2 separate regions of the Homo sapiens genome follow, and region 1 is linked to region 2. The links are chromatin loops, found by intact Hi-C in ENCODE. Cell type or tissue: Caco-2. All regions are shown on one strand. Links, peaks and the distances in the headings refer to the core of each region. The heading gives the core; the rest is flanking DNA. Region 1 has its middle 200 kb from the start of LINC02151. Region 2 overlaps LOC107987166 (a long non-coding RNA gene).

Region 1 (9,930 bases), core at 739-8,738, 63 kb before region 2:
AGCATAGTACCCAACAAGTAGTTTCTTTGACCCATGACCCCCTCTTTCCCCTCCATACTCTAGTAGTCCACAGTGTCTTCTGTTCCCATGCTTATGTCCATGGGTGCTCAATGTTTAGCTCCCACTTATAAGCGAGAAAATGCCATATTTGGTTTTCTGTTCCTGCATTAATTCAGTTAGGATTATGGCCTCCAGCTCAATCCATGTTGCTGCAAAGGACATGATTTCATTCTTTTTTATGGCTGCATAGTAGTCCATAGTGTATATGCACCACGTTTTCTTTATCCAATCCAGCATTCATTGGCACCTAGGTTGATTCCATGTCTTTGCTATTGTAAGTAGTATGGCAATGAGCATATGAGTGATGCTATATTTTCAAAATCATTCTTCAGTTCCTCATTATTCATCCCCAATACTTTATCTTATAAAATTATACTTAAACATAGATTATCTTCTAATAAAAGAAGTTGATTCATGGTTTTACTTACAGAGATTACAGTTGACAAACTATCCTTAAAATATCACATTATAATGTGACTAATACACAGCTTATACTACACAGAACTCCTTGTGTGAGTTCAATAACAGCCAAAATGCATCTAACCTGGTTAAGTAAGACAAATCTACTTATCAAGAACTTAGATGTCACCACAATGTCAAGTTGCTATAAAATTTTCTAAAAGCTTACCTTTCAATTTCTGCATTTATCTCACTGCAGAATGGGGACAGATAGTTCATAAGTCAGCTTCACTCACAAACCATACTTTGAATATTACTGCTCTAGATAACCTACTAAGGAAAATGAGTGCAGCAAATAAGAGAAAAATTCCATGAAGATTGAGAATTCTGTCAGATAGGTGAAGCTTTCAGTACTCTAGTGATCTGGGACAGGCTGAGACATTGTCTCCAAGATAAATGACAAGTTCTTAGATCTAACATCTCCTACCACTAAGAAAAAGGCATACATTTGGGATATAAACTGTACTTGGGAATACTGCTTTGACCTATTAACAGGTGCCTTGGAAGGCTTTCAACAAGAACAGGCTTTGCAGCATATCTAGGCTAAGGGTACAAGCTGTCATGCCACTCAGGCCATGTAAACCAGAGGCAGAGAGAGTTATCCATAGTATGTAAGATTATTTTGTGGAGTCTTTTGTAAGCACCAACTGGAGAGACCCCTGACATGCTACTGGGCCCTAGAGACATGTGTGAAATCAAGAAACTATGTAACCAGAGGTGTCCATTAGGATCTGGGCATTATCAGATCTACCAAGCTATAAGGTTGAGTGGGCACAACAGAAATTCATCATATAATGGACATAGCACATTTTGGATTGAGCCAGAGCAGGTCCAGAAGACACAAGTGAATTACTAGAGGAAAAAAAAAAAAAACATAAACAGTTATTTTTTCTCTACTCACAACACTTATGTCACCAAATGTGTGGGGGTTTTTTTTGTTTGTTTTTTGTTTTTTGTTTTTCACACCAAAAAACAATTCTTCAATTCTCTGGACACTAACTGCGTGTCCTAGAATTCAATTCAGTTCTGATGCTATCTACTTGGAATTGACATCAGATCCCACAGGTTGAGGGCTCAGTTCCACAAGACTGTCCACACTTCAGAATGCCAATCACTAGTCCTGGACCTTCAGTACTTCTGACCCACTTGGCTACAAATCAGGGGTTCCCACAACCTGCTCCTAAGGTTCAATAATTTGCTATAATGCCTCACAGAACTCAGGGAAACACCTTACTCACTGTGACTGGTTTATTCTAAAGAATACTATTAAGGGTACAGATGAAGAATTACATAGGGCAGGGTTAGTGGGAAGGGGTACAGAGCTTTCATGTCCTCTCCAGTTGCACTTGGAAACTCTCCAAGCCCTGTTGTGTAGGGTTTTTATGGAGGTTCCATTATGCAGACATGGATGATTACATCATCGGCCTTTGGTGATTGAACTCAATATCCAGCCTCTCTCCCCTCCCTAGAGGTTTGGGGATGGGGCTGAAAGTTCCAACCCTTTAATCACATGGTTGATTCCTCTAGCAACCAGTCCCCACCCTGAAGCTATCTAGTGGCTTTTAGCCACCATCATTTCATTAACATATACAAAGACAGTCTTATCAGTTCTGAGATTCCAAGGGTCTTAGAAGCTCTGTGCCAGGAAGCTCTGTGACAGGTCTTTGAGGACAGAGACCAAATATATATTTCTAATTATGTCGCAGTATGTTCATAGGTGGGCTAGACTTCCATGTTTCCTACCTCTATTCAAAGATGCCTCTCCCCTAATTCATATTTAATACCTCAAATGACCAACTAAGGAAAAAGAAAGACCTCAGTCTGGTTTGTAAAAAGTACAATAAGTTAATATTAGCCAAAAATTGTAGTTGTATTAAAGCCCTACTCAAGAGTGACTAAAGAAAATTTTCCCAGTGGTAAATATTCCCAGTGGGCAGACAGGGAACATTATGCTTTGTCATTGACCACAGGTGAAGGAAAAGAAACCTGTGCTATGTATATACATGGACTCCTGAGTGGCAAGTGGTTTGGCTGGAAGGAACCTGGAAGGAACACACTTGGAAGGTTAGGAACAAGGAGGTCTGGTGAAGAGATAAGCAAATAAGCCTATAGGAGTAGGCATAAAGCACAAAGACCTTTGTACCTCCTGATACACACCAGAGATCATCTACTACTGAAGAAGTGCTCAATAACCATAGATTTGTCCTATGGAATCAGCCAGCCCATCTCCTCAGCCAACCAGTGTGGATGCAATGATCCCATAAACAGAGTAGCAGCAATGATCAAAGGGATGGAAGCTACACATGGACCCCAAAGCCTGGGTTCTCTCTCATCATGATTGATTGAGCTATTTCCACTGATGACTGCCTGACATGCAACATTAGAGACCTGCCCTGAACTTTGATATGGCACAACTTTTCCAGAAACCAGCCAGCCACTTGGAGACGCTCTGTTACATCAGACCCTTACACCAATTTTTCCTTGCCAGAATTGTCACTCTGGATGATTTTGCCTTCCTTGCCTATAATACCTCCAATACCTCCACTGATGCTACAACCCAAGGGCTTACCAGATGTCTGACCTATAAACATGATATCACATACAATGTTGCTTTGGATCAAAGCTCCCATTTTATGACCCAAAAAAAGGTGAACTGATAGGCTCATGACCAAGACCATGACCATGGGATACACTGATCTAACATGGTACTCTATCACCCCAAAATAGCCAGTCCAGTTGAAGAGTGGACTGACCTGCTAAAGCTCCAACTAAGATGCCAGCAAAGGTCATTACTCTATGGAATGACATCCTCCAAGGTGGATTAGATGTGCTGAAATAACAGCTGATGTATGCTGCTCTAGCCCCAATAGCTACAATTTACAGAAATGGGAATCAAGGGGTACAAGTAGGAATGGTCACTCTTACCATCACTTCCTGTAACCCACATAAGGAATCTGTCCTTCTTAACTCCATGACACTACACTAAACCAGGTTAGAGGCCCGGGTTCCCAGGGGCAGAATACATGTGTCAGGGAACACAGTAAAGATTTTGCTGAACTGAAAGCTGTGACTATCATCTAACTACTTTGGGATATTCATAACAATGGACCAATAGGCCACAAAAATATGGCCATATATATAATGGCCAAGGAAAACTACCATTCGGGCTGGGAAACACACCCTGATTTCGATGAGGATTTGGGGTTACTGCTACACAATAAGAATAGGGAGAAATATGTCTGGTATCTAGAGGTTTGCAGGTATGTCACTTGGTGCTTTCATGCCCAGAGATAACACTAAATATGCATTATAGCAACCACAGCCCAAAAAAGGCTACTAAAGGCTCAGACTCCTCAGGGATGAAAGGCAGGGTGGCCCTACCAAGATGAGTCAGAATGCTCACTGAGGGCAAAGAAATCTAGAGGAAGGTGAGGAATATCAACTACAACTTTGGGACCAGCTGAAGTAACAGACATAGCAGTTTGCTTTACAAACCTCTCATTTTGAGTCTTTTCAGAGATTGTGACTAGCCTCTTCCTTGAAGGGAATTCTGTGCATTGTGGGACTTGTAGCTTCTATAAGGAAAAAAAGAAGGCATCTTCTTTCATAAAAATAAGAGAATGTTCAACATAAGCAAAAGCGTGGAGGCAAAAAACATCAAGCAGTAGCACATTGCTGGACAAACTGTATTTAGGGGTGATGGGATGAATGTGAAATCTTGTCTAAGGGCACGTGGAGAAGGAACATAAGAGACCTCAAATTTAGGGCTTCTTATCCTAAATACCAAACTCTTTCCCCTGCATCTTGGTATTTACTGAGTAAGAGCCACATAGCAAGCCTCTGTTGATGTAAAGATGTATATACTGCGCCATCCTCAAGGATTAATTTAAACTTGTCCTTAAGCATGTATTTGCAAGTAAAGAAGAATAACACAAGGCAGCCAGAGCTAAGTGCCAAGAAAATTAATTATACAGTCAGACAGTGCTAGTAGAGCTCCTGAAGAAGAAATAGTTCCCCAAGGAGGGCCAGATGGGTAGATGCCACCTGCTGAGCTTCAGCCTGTGCTTGGCTTTACCAACTACCACTGTCTTAGAAGCATTTAGAAGCAAAAGTTGAGGGAGAGCTGTTCTTGTAGATGCAGTGACCTTTCATTTGGGCATAACTCTTGTGCCAGCTATGAAGCTAGGAGGATATTTGTGTGCCATATAAATCCTCACCAAAGGGCATCCAGTGCAGATGAGGCTCTTAAGCAGGGAGAACATGTAACATATTCTTTGGATGTCAGTCAGACTCTTTCCCTAGGCACTCCAGTACTTGATCGGTGGGCCTAGGTACAAAGTGCCATGATGGCATAGATAGAGGCTATTCATGGGATCAATAACATGAACTTTCTCTCTCCAAGGCTAACTTGCCTATCCCTATTGCCATACCTAACCTCCCAAAAGCAGAGATCAGCACATAGCCTCCTATATGGCACCATTTACCAGAGGGATCAGCCAGCCACCTGGTAGCAGGTTGACTGCATTGGACTCCCTCCATCATGAAGTGGGCAGAGAGTTAGACATGGGATAGACATGTACTCTGGGTTATAGATTTGCCATCATTTTCTTGTAATGCCTCTGCTAGCACCACTATCCGTGGGATTACAAAATGCCTTATTCACCATCATGGTGTTCCTCACAACATTGATTCTAATCAAGGAATTCATTTCTCAGCAAAAGAAGTGTGGCAACGGGCTCAGGTCCATGGAATTCACTCTTATTATATACCTTATCACCCAGAAACAACTGGCCTAAAATAATGGTGAAATGAGCTACTTAAGTCTCAGCTGTGGTTCTTCCAATTAGGAGATAGCCCTCTGAAATAATGGTGTTCTGCCATACAGCATAGAGTATACACTTTGAATCAGGGACCAATATATGGTGCTATTTTTTTCATGGCTAGAATACATAGATCTTAGAATCAAAGGGTAGAGTGGAAGTGGTTCCTCTCACCATTACACTTAATAACTCACAGAATTTTTGCTTCCTGTCACTGCAACTTTGAGCTCTGCTAGTTTGGAGATCTTGTATCCCGAGGAGAAAAGCTCCCACTAGGAGAAGTAACCGTGATTCCACTGAATTGGAAGTTGAGACTCCTCTCTGGCCATTTTGGGTTCCTGTACCACTGAATCAACAGATAAGAAAAGGGGATTACTCTACTAGTTGGGGTAATTGATTCAAGAGCTGGTTGCAGAAATGTCTATACCTAGAGCTCAGGGAATTCTCTGGGGCAGCCCACACTACTTCCATGCTAATGGAAGTTAAAAGTTAATAGAAATCATAGCAAACAAAAATATACAGGATCTCTAAGGATTCAGACTCTTTAGGAATAAAGGTTTGAGTCATCCCAACAAGTAAGAAATACTGAAATACAGACCAACTGATGTCCTGGCTGAGGATGATGAAAACACAAAACAGGTAGTGGAAAAAGGAAGATTGCACATGCATAGACAGGCAGACACACACACACACACACACACACACACACACACACACACTTTATGACCAGCTATATCAACACAAAGACTGTAGCCATTATACATATTTTCTTCTGTGTGTATGTATTATTTTATTTTCTGTCTTTCTTCCCTTATTATGTTACACCATACACATTGTTGGAGATTAACTTTGCAATTTACTCTTGAAGGAAAAACAATATTCAGGTGATGGAACTGTGACTACCTTTGAGGAGAGGATTAACATAACCTAGTAGTAGATAGTGAGACTGTCTCCCAAAAATGAATCCAATGACTGTTGAACGATTGCAACTCCTCATTTTGAAGGAAAGAATGAGAATATCTTTCTTTGTACAATAGAAGGTTGCACCTTGTCAGATAAAAGAATAAGATGGTTTTTAATGGTTGTAAGAAGTTCAAAGAAAGGACTGTATAAATATTGAGTATCCAAAGGGGTAACCTGTCACACACTTGTCTTTTCAATTTGAACTCATCCTCCTAAATTCTGCTTTATGATGCTGGGGCTTCTACTTGGCTACTGACCCGTATCAATTGAGGCTCTGTCAATCAAGGCTGCTGGAGGAAGACTGAAGAGCTGGAAGATGAGTAGGGAATTTGGTCCTTCCTCTTGGAGTCTTGTTTCTGTCAGACTTATTTGCCCAGCAATGGCAATTTGTTTCATAGCAGGAGTTGAATACAGTTTGAAGTTTTTCCAACACGGACTCTACACGGACTCTCTGTGCCTCCTCAGAGCCATCAGTTGTAGACTTCCTTAGAAGGTTTGAGTCTCAGCTCTATGGGGCCCCTTCTGCAAGCTCAGAGACATTAGCTCCAAACAAGCAGTTCCCCCTTCTCAGAGGTTTAACTCTCAGCTCTGTGTGGCCCCCGGTTCTAGGGATGGTAGCTGCTTCCTGAAGTTGCTAAGTCCCTGAGACCCTTGTGTTCTCTTTTGCCTTTTCAGTTAGTAAGCAATTATTCTTGGCTATTTAAAAGTCTTTTGTGTAAATTCCCTATGTTTAAAATGCTCACGATACCTGGCATAGTTTCTGTCCCCTGATTAGACCCTGGCTAATATGTCTCTTAAAAGGGAACTGTACGATGAGGGAGTGAGACAAAAGCGGAAGCCTTACCTTTGAATCTGGCCTTCACACTTCCTTCTCCACAAGATCTTATCCAACTCTGAGTACAGCACTCCCCATCTCATATGTTATGCTCTAGCAACATTGGAACAGCCTGCAGCTCTGCCTACACCATGTGGTGTCTGCGTCTATGTGACCTACCTCTTCTAGGAATCATGACAGGACCATCTCTTTAGATCAAAGTTGAGTAATAAGGGATGGAGCTGGAGACATAGGTTGGGCCAGGCCTTGAATGGATGACCAAGAGTTTGACTTTCTGCTGCTGAGAGGATAGACTTCCAGAAAGATTTTAAGCTGGAGACTCATATGAAAACAGCAGTACTTCAGGAGCTACATTTGGAAGCCACATTGGAATGTTCTTCCAGCCCAAAATTTCCCTTCCCCATTCTAACATTCCTATTAAGGAAAATATGTCCCCAAAGCTATGCAACTCTTTCTTCCTCTCCTTACCCTGTCAGTGCTACTCTGAGGGCAAAGCTTGTACCTTTTTGCCACCAGAGGAGACACCCTCCATCCCCATCATCATGATCACCACTACCACCGTTGCATTTTGTAAGTTACCAGTAGTGGATGGAAGAAACCTGGCCAAGGAGGTGGAAGATTGAGAAAGGGAAGAGTAGAGGCTGACGTAAGAGGAGGCTAGAAGAGAGAGACTGGTAGGAAAGAAAGAAGTTTATAAGAGGAGAAATGGGAGATGGGCCTTAGTGAGAATAGTGTGCTTTCATTAATAAGTGAATGCATCAATTCAATAACGACAGAGCAAAATGGACAGAGGGCAAACACTGTTCAGACCCTTCTCTTTGTAGCAGAAGGCTATGCTGTCTTCATTTGAGAGCAACTTGACTGGCAACTTGATACTGCAAATCTAATGGGAATGAGAGTGTCTCATAGGACAATCTTTCCATTAATCTACACCACTTCATTACTTAACAGGGGATGGTGAAACTTAAGAAAAGCTAATTATGGAACAGAAGGGAGAGTTTACTTCCTGATCCCTATGATCCCAAACTCTTCATCCATTAAACAAGTATTTCAATGAGTGTGTCTGTGCTAGATGTTGGGCTCATAGTATTAAAAGAGATAGACAGTATGCTTGCCCTCATGAGGTTTATAGTCAGAAATTAAGGTGTGGACATAGGCTAGGCACAGTGGCTAATGCCTGTAATCCCAGCAATTTGGGAGGCTGAGGCATGCAGATCACTTGAGGTCAGGAGTTCAAGACCAGCCTGGCAAACATGGTGAAACCCTGTGTCTAGTAAAAATACAAAAATTAGCTGGGTGTGGTTGCACACACCTGTAATCCCAGGTACTTGGGAGGCTGAGGCAAGAGAATCACTTGAACCCAGGAGGCAGAGGTTGCAGTGAGCCAAGATCACATCATTGAACTCCAGCCTGGGCAACAGAGCAAGACTCCATCTCAAAAAAGTAAAGAAAAGAAAAAAAGATGTGGACATAGCAGAAAGTGTTAAGCGTCCTAAGAGATAAAGCACTATAGGCATGTAAAAAAAATGAGAAATTCCGATTAGCAATAGATGGGGGAGAGAACCAAAAAATGCTTCATGAAAGCATGGCATTTGATCTGGGTCTGGAAATGCAGGTAGAGTTTGAACAAGTCAGAGAGGAAGAGGAAGGGCTATAGGCATAGGAAGGGAAGCACGGACTAAGCAAAGGGATGGGAAATCCTGGGGCATGGATGGAGAATAGTAAGTAGGATTATCTGGACAGAGCCTAATGTGACCAAGAGGGTCTTCTTCTCTCTCTCCACCCCTCACAATAATTTCCCCAGCCTCATCCCTCTAGAGCCAACCCACTCTAGCTTTCCCATCTCTTGCTACTTACACCTCCCCATCCGTGCCCCCAGGGAACCCTCAGTCAGAACAGAGGGATTTATGAGCTGCAACTCTCCCTTCCTGAGATCAATGGCCTAAGATCAATAGCTATAATGCAGAAAATTAATCCATATTCATTAGAATTGAATTCAGCAAATGATATTATTAATATAAAAATTCCTTTGGAAGTATACGGAAAAGAATTAAAGAGAAAATTGTTCTAATGTCACTACTATCTGCCAAGCCACAGATTTAAGAAATTCAGGCAAGGAGAACAGTTTATTTTCAAAGAAAGCTTGAAAAGTCCTTTAGGGGTATAGCTACGTTTGCCATTAAGATGCAGCAGGTGTGGAGATGGAACAGATGCTTTCCTCCCTATGGATTTGGAGGTCTAGGAAGTAGAATTGACTAACCCACTTATGAGTCACCTCCAGTCCTAGAATCCTAGGACTGCCATGCTTCTCCCTAACATCACGAGGAGTCACAGCTGTGTTTGAGGGATATCAACCACAATCACTAACTCAGAAAACAGCCTGGACTCCTGAAGACCAGTCTGTCTCCTGAACCCCACATCCCAAACCATCATGCACTCACAAACTAAGAAGAGATGTCACAGGAACCATTGTTAGAAATCAAAGGGGCCGGGTGTGGTGGCTCACTCCTGCAATCCCCACAGTTTGAAAGGCCGAGACAGGTGGATCACCTGAGGTCAGGAATTCCAGACCAGCCTGGCCAACATGGTGAAACCTCGTCTCTACTAAAAATACAAAAAATTAGCTGGGCTTGGTGGTGCATGCCTGTAATCCAAGCTGCTCGGGAGGCTGAGGCAGGAGAGTCACTTGAACCTGGGAGGCGGAGGTTGCAGTCAGTCAAGATCCCATCACCGCACTCCAGCCTGGGCAACAGAGTGAGACTCTGTCTCAAAAAAAGAAAAAACTCAAAGAGA
Region 2 (9,930 bases), core at 1,127-9,126:
AAAGGAAACAGCTACCAAGTGAAATGAAAGGTTGGAAAGCACTAACCTGAAGTTCCTGAATATCCATTTTGGATATATTTCATTAGTATCTTCATCATCATCAACAAACATTTAGTGAGCACCTTCTGTATACCAGGTGCTGTGCTAGATAATAAGGGTACAAAGAACTGGATACCTTCCCTGTCCTGGAGGAACTCATAGTTTAGTGGGCAGGAGGAGTGGTTGAGGAAGTGGTCTGGGTTCTGTAAGAGCTTGTGCAAAGCTCAGAACTGTGGACACACTGGGCACATCTAGTGAGGCCACGACATGGGGCCCAGGAGAGAAAGAGGTGGCAGATGAGAATGGAAAGGCAGGTGGGTGAGAACCTGACTTGGGACCATAACAATGGGGACAAACAGAAGAGTTCAGAAGTTAAAGATGCCTCAGTGATGGGCCTGACAGGACGCTGATCACTTAGTGATGAGAATGAACGGAAAAATGCTCACCTGGAGGTACTAGAGAATCTGGATGTTTCAGCCAATTGGCTGCCCAAGCAGACCCCGCCCCTGGCTCCAGTGTAACTGCTGAGATATTTCATTGATCCCCAAAGCCAATTGATCCCTCAGGAGTAGACTAAGAAACAAAGAAGGGATTGTCTGTGTCCCAACTCCCTTGACAGACAAAAGCTTCTGCTTTTCTGCTTCTCTCCTTACCTGTCGAAATTCAAAAATCTGATCAACCCTCTTGGCCCCTCAAACCAAATAACTCCGTCTTTGGCTAAATAGAGAAGAGGAGATCGAGGATTTGAAGAGACACTTATTTATCTCTTTACCAGACAGTCTAATGAATAATTTCATGTTTGCAAAAGCTCATTTTGAAATTTGAAGACAAGAGATATATTGCCAAGGCGGCTCTAATACTGCGACATTAATTTTGCACTGAAAGATTTACTCAAAAATTAGATTTTACAATTTTAATGCCTCCATTCTTTTCTTTAAATAAGCTGTGAAATACAGTTAATTAGACTTAAACCCTGGAAGCTTAGACGTTTGAGCTTTGGTGTAAGCTACAAAAGAAAGCAAGCTTTTTCACTTGCAAATTAAATCTAAATTCATTACACGCCTAAACCTATACCACTTGCAGAAATCCTACTGGGCTGAGGAAGGGTCTTCTTGAGGCTCCAGATGTCTCCCTACAGAATCCTGGCTGCAGAGAAGGATTGGGGAAATGAAAGGAGAGACAGACTGGGAGTGGAAAAGACAGAAAGCATCTGACAAGTTGTCTTGGACAACGTTGGCATATTCTTTGGAGCATTAGCCCTGAGAATTGCCCCTTGGAGGAAGAAAAGGTTCCATGCACACAAAAAAACAAAACCAGGAGATAACTGCATATCATGCTCCCATCCTGGAAAGTCACAGGTTCAAAGAAGTAAAACAAACAAGCAAATCAACAACAACAACAAAAACAAAAACTGTTTAACTTTGTCTCACCCAGAATTTTCCAAACACATTTGAGAGCAAAGCCCTTTTTCTCAAAACACCTTATGTCTGGGTCTGTCTACTGCTCTCTGGAACACAGTCTGCTCTCGGCTCTGACAGCTCCACAAAGACAACTTTCTCCTACCTAGACATGGCCTCAAAGACCGAGCTCAAACCTGTTCTCTTCCATGTTGATCTCTTCAGTGTGAGCTGTGGAACAATCTCATGCACAGCCATCTAAGAAATACAAAATTGGAATCACAGCAGGTTGAGGAATTGGGGGGCCCAGGGTAGATACAGTATGGGTATTCACCTAAGTGATGCTGCCTGCTTAACACTGCTCAACACATTCATCAGAGAAACAACCAGTTCAAAGATGTAAGGAAATGCAGGCACCTTTTAGCCCAACAGTCTACATAATGCTAAAATCTTTCCACAAAGCCCGTGATGGGCTCATCCAGTGCCTGAACATTTATGACAGGGAACTTGCTGCTCCCTGGATATCCCTCTTGTCTCTAGACAGTTCTGACCCCATATGTAGATATAAGGCTGCCTCTTTAGAAAACCCCCCACTAGCCTGGAGTACAGCTTGTCCAGGACCTTGCCAGGTGGGCTCCAAATAGGCTGGCCATGGGACCCCATTCCCAGTCACCCCTAGGACTTCCCCATCTATGCCTACGTTTCTGAATCAAAGCAACCCTCTTCCCAGCTATTAGCTATTGCCACATTCCATGGCCAAACCCCTTTCCTTAGGCCACTGTTTTCTAAACTTTCTTGGGACCACGGATGCCACTGAGTTTTCTAATGAAATTGATGGGTCTCCCCAGAATTGTCCAATATTAGAAGCTTCACAAACACCTTGAAGTTTATTTCATTCTTGCCTGTGTGGCATCCTAGTGGAGGTATCTTGACCTGATTGCTGGCGTTGACTAAAGCTAACCAACTCCAATAGACTTTCAAGAGTTTTCCAACTATCTGCTTGCAGACCTTCCTCTTGTGTCCTTTGCTATTCAGGACACCCTGTCTGCAAACTGCCTAGTATTCTATTCAAGATATAATTCACCTTTGAAAAGTAATAATAAAAATGATAATAATAATAATTCCACCTTACTTTTGCAGTTTACAGAGTGCTGTCATGAACTTTACTTAATTTGACCCTCACTGGGCCCGTCATAGAAGTTATCCTTTGCTTTTTTTTGCGGGGGTGGGGTGGCGGGGAGAGTTTCACTCTTGTTCCCCAAGCTGGAGTGCAACAGCACGATCTCAGCTCACTCACTGCAACCTCCACTTCCCGGATTCAAGCAATTCTCCTGCCTCAGTCTCCTGAGTGGCTGGGATTACAGGTGCACACCACTACGCCTGGCTAATTTTTTGTATTTTTAGTAGAAATGAGGTTTCACCATGTTAGCCGGGCTGGTCTCGAACTCCTGACCTCAGGTGATCCGCCTGCTTCGGCCTCCCAAAGTGCTGAGATTACAGGTGTGAGCCACCGTGCCCAGCCTATCCTTTGCTTTTAACAAAGAAAAAAACAGCCTCAGAAAGGTTAGGTGACTTGCCCAGTACTAGAGCCAGAAGACAGGCTTCCTGTGTTCTCGTTCAGTATTCTTCTACAGTATCACGCTGCCTCCAAACTAGAAATCGCAAATTCTACATTTTCACATAGTACCCATGGTCCTTGGTGGCCAGAGGGTGACAGAAGGGAGAGGAGGGTATGTATTCTTTACATAGCAAGTGAAAGGATCAACAGATTATTTTGTATATGACAGGATTAAGAACAATACTTGGGATTTCAAAGCGCCAGGGTTCACTACTGACTCCGCTACTTGCCAGCTATGTAACTTTGAACAAGGTACTTCACCTTTGGAATTAATAGCAGAGCTGAAGTACTCGAGCTACAGAGAGGGCTAAATGAGATAACACACATAAAGTGCTTGGCACATGGTACACACTCACCAGATGTTAGCCCAAAAAGGAATGTGGGCCAGGGAAGCCACAAAAAAAAAAAAAAAAAAAAAAAAAAAAAAGTCTTCCTAAATTGGGCTCAGGGAGTGGCTGTAGGTGTTCGTATGCAAAAACAGGATGAGGCCTCTGAAAAGGTGTCCAGGCAGGAAATTGTAAAGTACATTAAGTTGGGGGAAGGTTATAAATAAGCTACAGTCTTGAACAGCAAATGTTGCATGGGTGGAGGGAGCAGAGAGTGGAAAATTGAGTCAACTAGGGCTTTGGAGTCTGGGCTTTTCTCTGAGGCCATGGGAAGTCATTGAAGGATTTTGAAATGGAGAGGGATACAGAGTGATGGTCAACTGGCTGATAACTGGAAGCAGGGACAGGCTAAAGCAGGGGACCCCAACCCCTGGGGGACCAGTATCAGTCTATGGTCTGTTAGGAACCAAGCCACACAACAGGAGGTGAGCGGCGGGTGAGCAAACAAAGCTTCATCTGTATTTACAGCCACTCCCCATTGCTTGCATTACCACCTGAGCTCCTCCTCCTGTGAGATCAGTGGCGGCATTACATGCTCATAGGAGTGCAAACGCTATTGTGAACTGCACATGTGAGGGATCTGGGTTGTGAGCTCCTTATGAGAATCTAATGCCTGATGATCTGTCACTGTCTCCCATCACCCCCAGATGGGACCATCTAGTTGCTGGAAAACAAGCTCAGGGCTCCCACTGATTCTACATTATGGTGAGTTGTATAATTATTTCATTATGTATTGCAATATAATAATAAGAGAAATAAAGTGCACAATAAATGTAATGCACTCTGGTGCGTGGGAAAAACTGTCTTCCACTGGCCATGGTCTGTAGAAAAACTGTCTTCCACGAGACCAGTCCCTGGTGCCAAAAAGTTGGGGACCACTGGACTGAAGAGTAGATACAACTTTGGAGGTTATTGCAGTGACCTGGGTGATAGAGATGGAAAGTAATCTCTTACCTCTTTCTTGGCTCTAGCAAGGTGCCTCTGCCTTCTGCCCAATCTCCAGGTCCCTCTCCCATCCTCACCCTGAGTGCCCCAGGTAGAATCCCTGGGTCTCTGTGGTGAACCCTATTCCAAGATTCCCATTTTGATGGGCTGGCTTGCAACACAGTTTGAATCTCTGGTTGAGATCATTCTTAAGTGTTGCCTTTCTGGGGACTGGAGCCTGAACTTGGGACCCACCCACCCCTGATCCAACACACCATGTTGAAAATAGCAGTATGACAGCAGCAAAGCCTTCAGGGAGCTTGCAGCCCAGTACAGAGAGCAAGCCATGTGCAAGAATGACTATAACATAAGGCCAAGCATGAGTCACAGAGCTTTTTAGAATAGCTCTAGCTAAACAGCTATGGTTGTTCTAAAAAGAACGGATCAGGGAAGCCTTCGTGGGTCTCCATTTATTTGGGCCACCTGACTATTTCCATCAGAGCTACATGCCACCTATCACAAAGGCACGGCCACAGTGGAAAATGGCCAAAATCCCTCCTCACTTGGCCCGACAGGCCCTGCTCTCACCTCTCTGCATGTTCCAGATACCTGCTTTTAGCTCTTCTTGACTGAGACTGTGGCTGCTACCCCAGCCAGCCACGGAGGCATAGCTCTCCCTCTTAGATCTGCAAATATGCCCAAAATGGGATTGAAGAGGGGTGAAGAAAACAAACTTTGCAAGGAAAACAAGAGAAAAATACCAAGAATTATAAAAAGAAATATGTTTGCAGAGTGATTGTTTCTGGTTGCAAACTGAGCACTTAGCAAAATATTGACTTGCTGGGCACAGCCTTTGAGGGCCCCAGGCGGTGGTCTCTTGCCATTTCAAGATTTTCTTTGCTGAATACTTAAGAGATATTTGAATTTCTCTCCAAGCAGATAAAGGCTGGCCCTCTCCCAGGTGCCATGGGATCCTCAGTGCCTTCTTGAATCTGTCTGGTCTCCCATTTGGGTCCCTAGTTACCTCCATTAGACTGAAGCTGCTGCTCTGACACTGCCAGCTCTGTCCAGCAGGGCACATTTTGCCTGGGACGCTGCCCTCTGCTTGTGCCCCTGCCTGTGCCTCCTGTGTTAACCCAGCAGAGGCTTTCCTTCTTCCAACTCAAGACCCTCCTGACTTGAACCTGGAATAGTCCTCTCACCTGCCTGCCTCCCTGGCTATGCATGCTTGGTTTGCTGACCACTAAATGTCAGTTAAAACTTATTCTCTTCTCAGATAAACTTGCTCTGCACCCCTTGTGCATCCACATCTCACTCATCTACTTCCAGGCAGTCTTGAGAGCTGACACCCTCTTTCCCTGGCTGGGTCACACTGTTTCCTTCCCAGGATCAGAAATAGACACGACCTCCATTTTTACCTGTAAATCCCATTCTTCCTTTTACACTCACCCTCTGGTCTCCTGGATGGAGAGTGGAGTCATCCTGTTTACAGCAACAAGTTGGCAATTGCAGCAATGCCCTAAGCATCCTCCGTGCCTCAGGCCTCCCAGGCCCTCATCTGTATTCCACAGTTCAGCAGGGAAAGAGCTTTCCATAGTGCATGTCTTGTGCAACTTCCCCAGCCTCACATTCCTGGCCTCCCATTGTTCTCACAGAATACCTATGTCTGATTCACAGTCAACAGCACCCTGTGTGAGGCATTCCCCACCTGCCTTCCCAGTCTCAATCCTGGGCACTCCCCGTCATTCACCTTCCCTCCAGCCATTCTAGTTAGAGGGTCCCAAATGCACCCTGCTTTTCACCGGCCCTTCTGCTTCCTGCCTGCCCTACTCCATACACTGAAGGAATGTTTACTCAACCTCCACCAGGAAACCCTCTTTGACCTCCCTCAACAGAGACAGCCACATCATTCTCTGTGGATCCCACAGTGCTGTATTTGGACCTGTGTTACAAGATAATATTATTTCTGTAATTATGGATGTTCTGTCTCCCCAAGACATCAAACTGTGGCCAAAAGCCCAGACTCAGAGTCCAACAGAGCAAAGATCAAATTCCAGCTCCATCGTTTTCTAGCTGGGTGCCCTTCAGCAAGAGCAGACCTTAGTCTCAGCTTTCTCCTGTGTAAAACGGTAATAAAGATAATGAGACCTACCTTATAAGGTTATTGTAAGGATTAAATAAGTTAATGCGTATAAATCACATTGCCTGATACAAGGTAAGCTGCTATTCAATATTGGCTCATTCTATTTTAGAAACTGGAACCCGGCCGGGCGCAGTGGCTCATGCCTATAATCCCAGCACTTTGGGAGGCCAAGGCACGTGGATCATCTGAGGTCAGGAGTTTGAGACCAGCCTGACCAACATGGTGAAACCCCGTCTCTACTAAAAATACAAAAATTAGCCTGGCCTGGTGGTACACACCTGTAATCCCAGCTACTCAGGAGGCTGAGGCAGGAGAATCACTTGAACCCAGGAGGCGGAGGTTGCAGTGAGCCAAGATCATACCATTGCACTCCAGCCTGTGCAACCAGAGTGAAACTCCATCTCAAAAAGAAAAAAAAAAAAAAAAACAGAAAAGAAACTGGAACCCTAAGTTCTTACCACATAGGAACAATAACTAAATTTATTTAGTATTTGCTAGCTTTACTTGTATCAACCCATTTAATGTTCATAACAACTGCATGAAAATGTTGTTTTGTTATCTGTATTTTGCAGATGAGAAAATAGAGGCAAAGAGGCTAAAAAACTTGCCTAAGTTAATGCAACCAGTGAGCAGCAGATCCAAACCTAAGAAGTCTTGTTCCAGAGCCTTCTACTCTAACAACCATACCCCACTGCCTCTTTACATATTCACTAAACATTTATTATAAAACATGAACCAATCAACCCATTCAACTTTGTATCCTTAGTGCCTAGCATGGACCCAACACATAATGAGTTCTCAGAAACGGTTGTTGGTTAATGAGGAGCAGCAATTCCAAGTGCAAGGAATCAGGCTCTCCCTGTTATCAGTTCTCCTCACTTCTCCGTGTGTTCCCATGATTTTGACTCAGGGAACCCCAGCAGGAGTGGGCTTCCATCATCCTAGCACTTTGATCTTCACGATAAACAAGTGCAGTAAAGAGAGCAGGTTTCCTGTTCACTAAAGAAGGGGAGGAAGGCCCCTCTGCGGCCCAGGCAGCCATAGCTCTGCTCCAACCCACATGACCCCTGGCATCTGCAATGATTTGCAGAGAGAGAAAAGGGAAAGAGAGTGAGCCCCAGACAGGGAGAGATAGAGAGAGCATTTGACTCATTAGCTTCATATTAAATTCTGACGTTTGAACCTGACGGAATCCGAGTAGGGCTGGAGTAATGAATTAATCCCAGGGAAGAAGACAGGTCTACAGCTCCTCAGCTATTAGCAGCCCACTGTGCAGGGGAGCCCTGCTGAGCTGACATGTGTCACAGAGTTTGTTCCCCACCACCCGGCTCCTTGTGGAACCTCCCTGGTCTGGCCCAGTCAACCTCAGGAAGATTAGCACATGATAGGGATTCAACATGTGTTTGCCCATTGAGGCACGAATTGAGGAGTAGGTCACTCCCCCTGCAGTTTGATGGGATGAGACCAAGCCTCCTGTGAGTGACTGCCCCAGCTAGCAGTCTCCACATCTCCTAGGGGTCATTTGGTCTAGACCCTCACCTTCGGACCCCTTTCCAGGGTCACAGATTGGAGTATCTCCTAGCAATGGATCATAAAGGAAAATGATGACCACAGTGGTTATCAGCTTCCCCAGATTTGTATTCATTCATTCATTCATTCATTCATTGTCTGTCTGACACACACACACACACACACACACACACACACACACACACACACTCCCCAAATCTATCACTCTCCCCTTCAGTCTTCCTGGCTACCCGCATTTTTATTGATGGCAGTTCAGGGGCAGTCACAGGATGATGCTGGCACAAATCCTCAAAAGAGAAAGACAAGAGAGAGGGAGCCACAGAAAGGCATCTCCACATCCCCCCAGCTCTCTTCTCCAGGCTGGGCTGTCTCTAACCCCAGGCCACAGAATTCATCGCTCACTCTGATTCAGTGGGACAGTTATTTTATATTATTAAAATAAGAGATTATCATCACCACCAATCTCCATCTCCTTTCCAATCTCATCTGAAAAGCAGGCATTGCCTCCTGCTCCCGGACCCCTAATTCTCTCTGCCTCGGCTGTTAAATCATTTAACCTGGTAAAGTGTCGGGAGATGCATTTTACATGAGAGACACGAGGCGGGATAAATCTGGGCTGACTGCAGGGTCGGGAAAGAAATATCTGAGGTGCGGCCAAGAGTCAAAGAAAGCTTGGATGGCAAGCAAAGTCCGGAAGGGTGGGACTTCCCTCCTCTGCCCTCCTGCTTAGGGAACTAGAGAGCCAAGCCTGGTCCTTGTTTACAGAGTGGCAACTGAAACCAAAAACAGACAACGGCAAGAGTGGACCAGCAGACATCATGCAATCAATTGAGCCTTCTCCTGGACTTCTAAGATGGGACATTACCATGCATAGCCTTACCAGGCAATGGGACTCAGATTAGATCCAAGATGCAGCATTCAACTTGATCCACTCAAAGCTGGGCTGCAGAGCTTGGCACAGATGGAATTGTCTCAGAATGTCTAGGCTGTAGACCTCCAAGCATGAGTCTCTCAATTTATAGACAAGGAAACCAAAGCCCAGAGAGGTGTAGGGACTTAGCTGAGAGTACCTAATACTAGCAAAAAAAACCTGAATTTACCTCCAGATTTGAGCCTCCAGATCCTGGCCCATGGTCCAATGCCTGGTCCAGTGGGTTTAAGATTGATTCTAACCCGGGCCATTTTCTGTACATTTAACACTTTGTGGTTTATAAATGACAACTCTGGTTACTCAGGGGCCTTGGTCAGAATACAAGGAAAGTTCATTTATTCATGAATTTATTTTATCAACTCATATTGAGGTGTCTGCCATGTGCCAGCTCTGGGCTGGGTGCTGAAGACACAAATTTGGCCCACACACAACCTTGCCATCAAGGAGCTCACGGGTAGATAACCACAACAAGGATAAATGGAAGGTGCTATGGGCACCCTGACTGCAAGGCAAAGTAACTACCTGATAAAAACAATGCCAGGTATATGCTCTTGGGATTATAGGTTGAGAATATAATTTTCCCATATGATTTATCCATCAAATGGAGATTTTGCAAGCCACTGTGTGAGAGTTCCACAAATGCTTAATTGCCCCAGAATTCAAGGTTGCTAATTTCTCACTTGACCTGAAAAAGAGGAGCAACCCTTCCTGGGACATCTGATATATGGATAGCAGGTCCAAGGGTCCTGCCCCAATTAGGAGGTCATGCCTCTCGATTCAGCCTCTTACACTTAGAATGTACCAAGCACTTAAAACAGGGTGGGGGTGTACGGTTGCCAGATTTTGCAAATAAAAATACAGAATACCCAGTTAAATGTGAACCTCAGACATACTTACACTAAAAAAACCAAAACAACAACAACAACAAAAAAACACTATTGTCTGAAATTCAAATTTAGCTG

The links. A loop is a pair of places that touch in the nucleus more often than their neighbours do. Peaks named below come from ENCODE experiments on the same cell type or tissue, not always from the same donor. Only the 100,000 strongest peaks of a DNase experiment are listed, where the experiment ranks them.
Region 1: it touches region 2 in a loop (2.7-fold over the local background); 2 of 110 quality-filtered maps call a loop at or near these places.

The regions. Positions count from the first base shown.
Region 1 is chr11:116,298,480-116,308,409 of GRCh38, forward strand. No RefSeq gene overlaps it. Among named protein-coding and RNA genes, the nearest start is that of LINC02151, 200 kb to the right of the region's middle. In Caco-2, for the core only: no CTCF peak of the experiment used is centred there; no DNase peak of the experiment used is centred there.
Region 2 is chr11:116,361,212-116,371,141 of GRCh38, forward strand. The region is part of intron 1 of LOC107987166 (a long non-coding RNA gene); the gene reads right to left. Among named protein-coding and RNA genes, the nearest start is that of LINC02151, 130 kb to the right of the region's middle. RefSeq lists an enhancer at 5,848-6,585. In Caco-2, for the core only: no CTCF peak of the experiment used is centred there; a DNase peak (open chromatin) is centred at 6,000.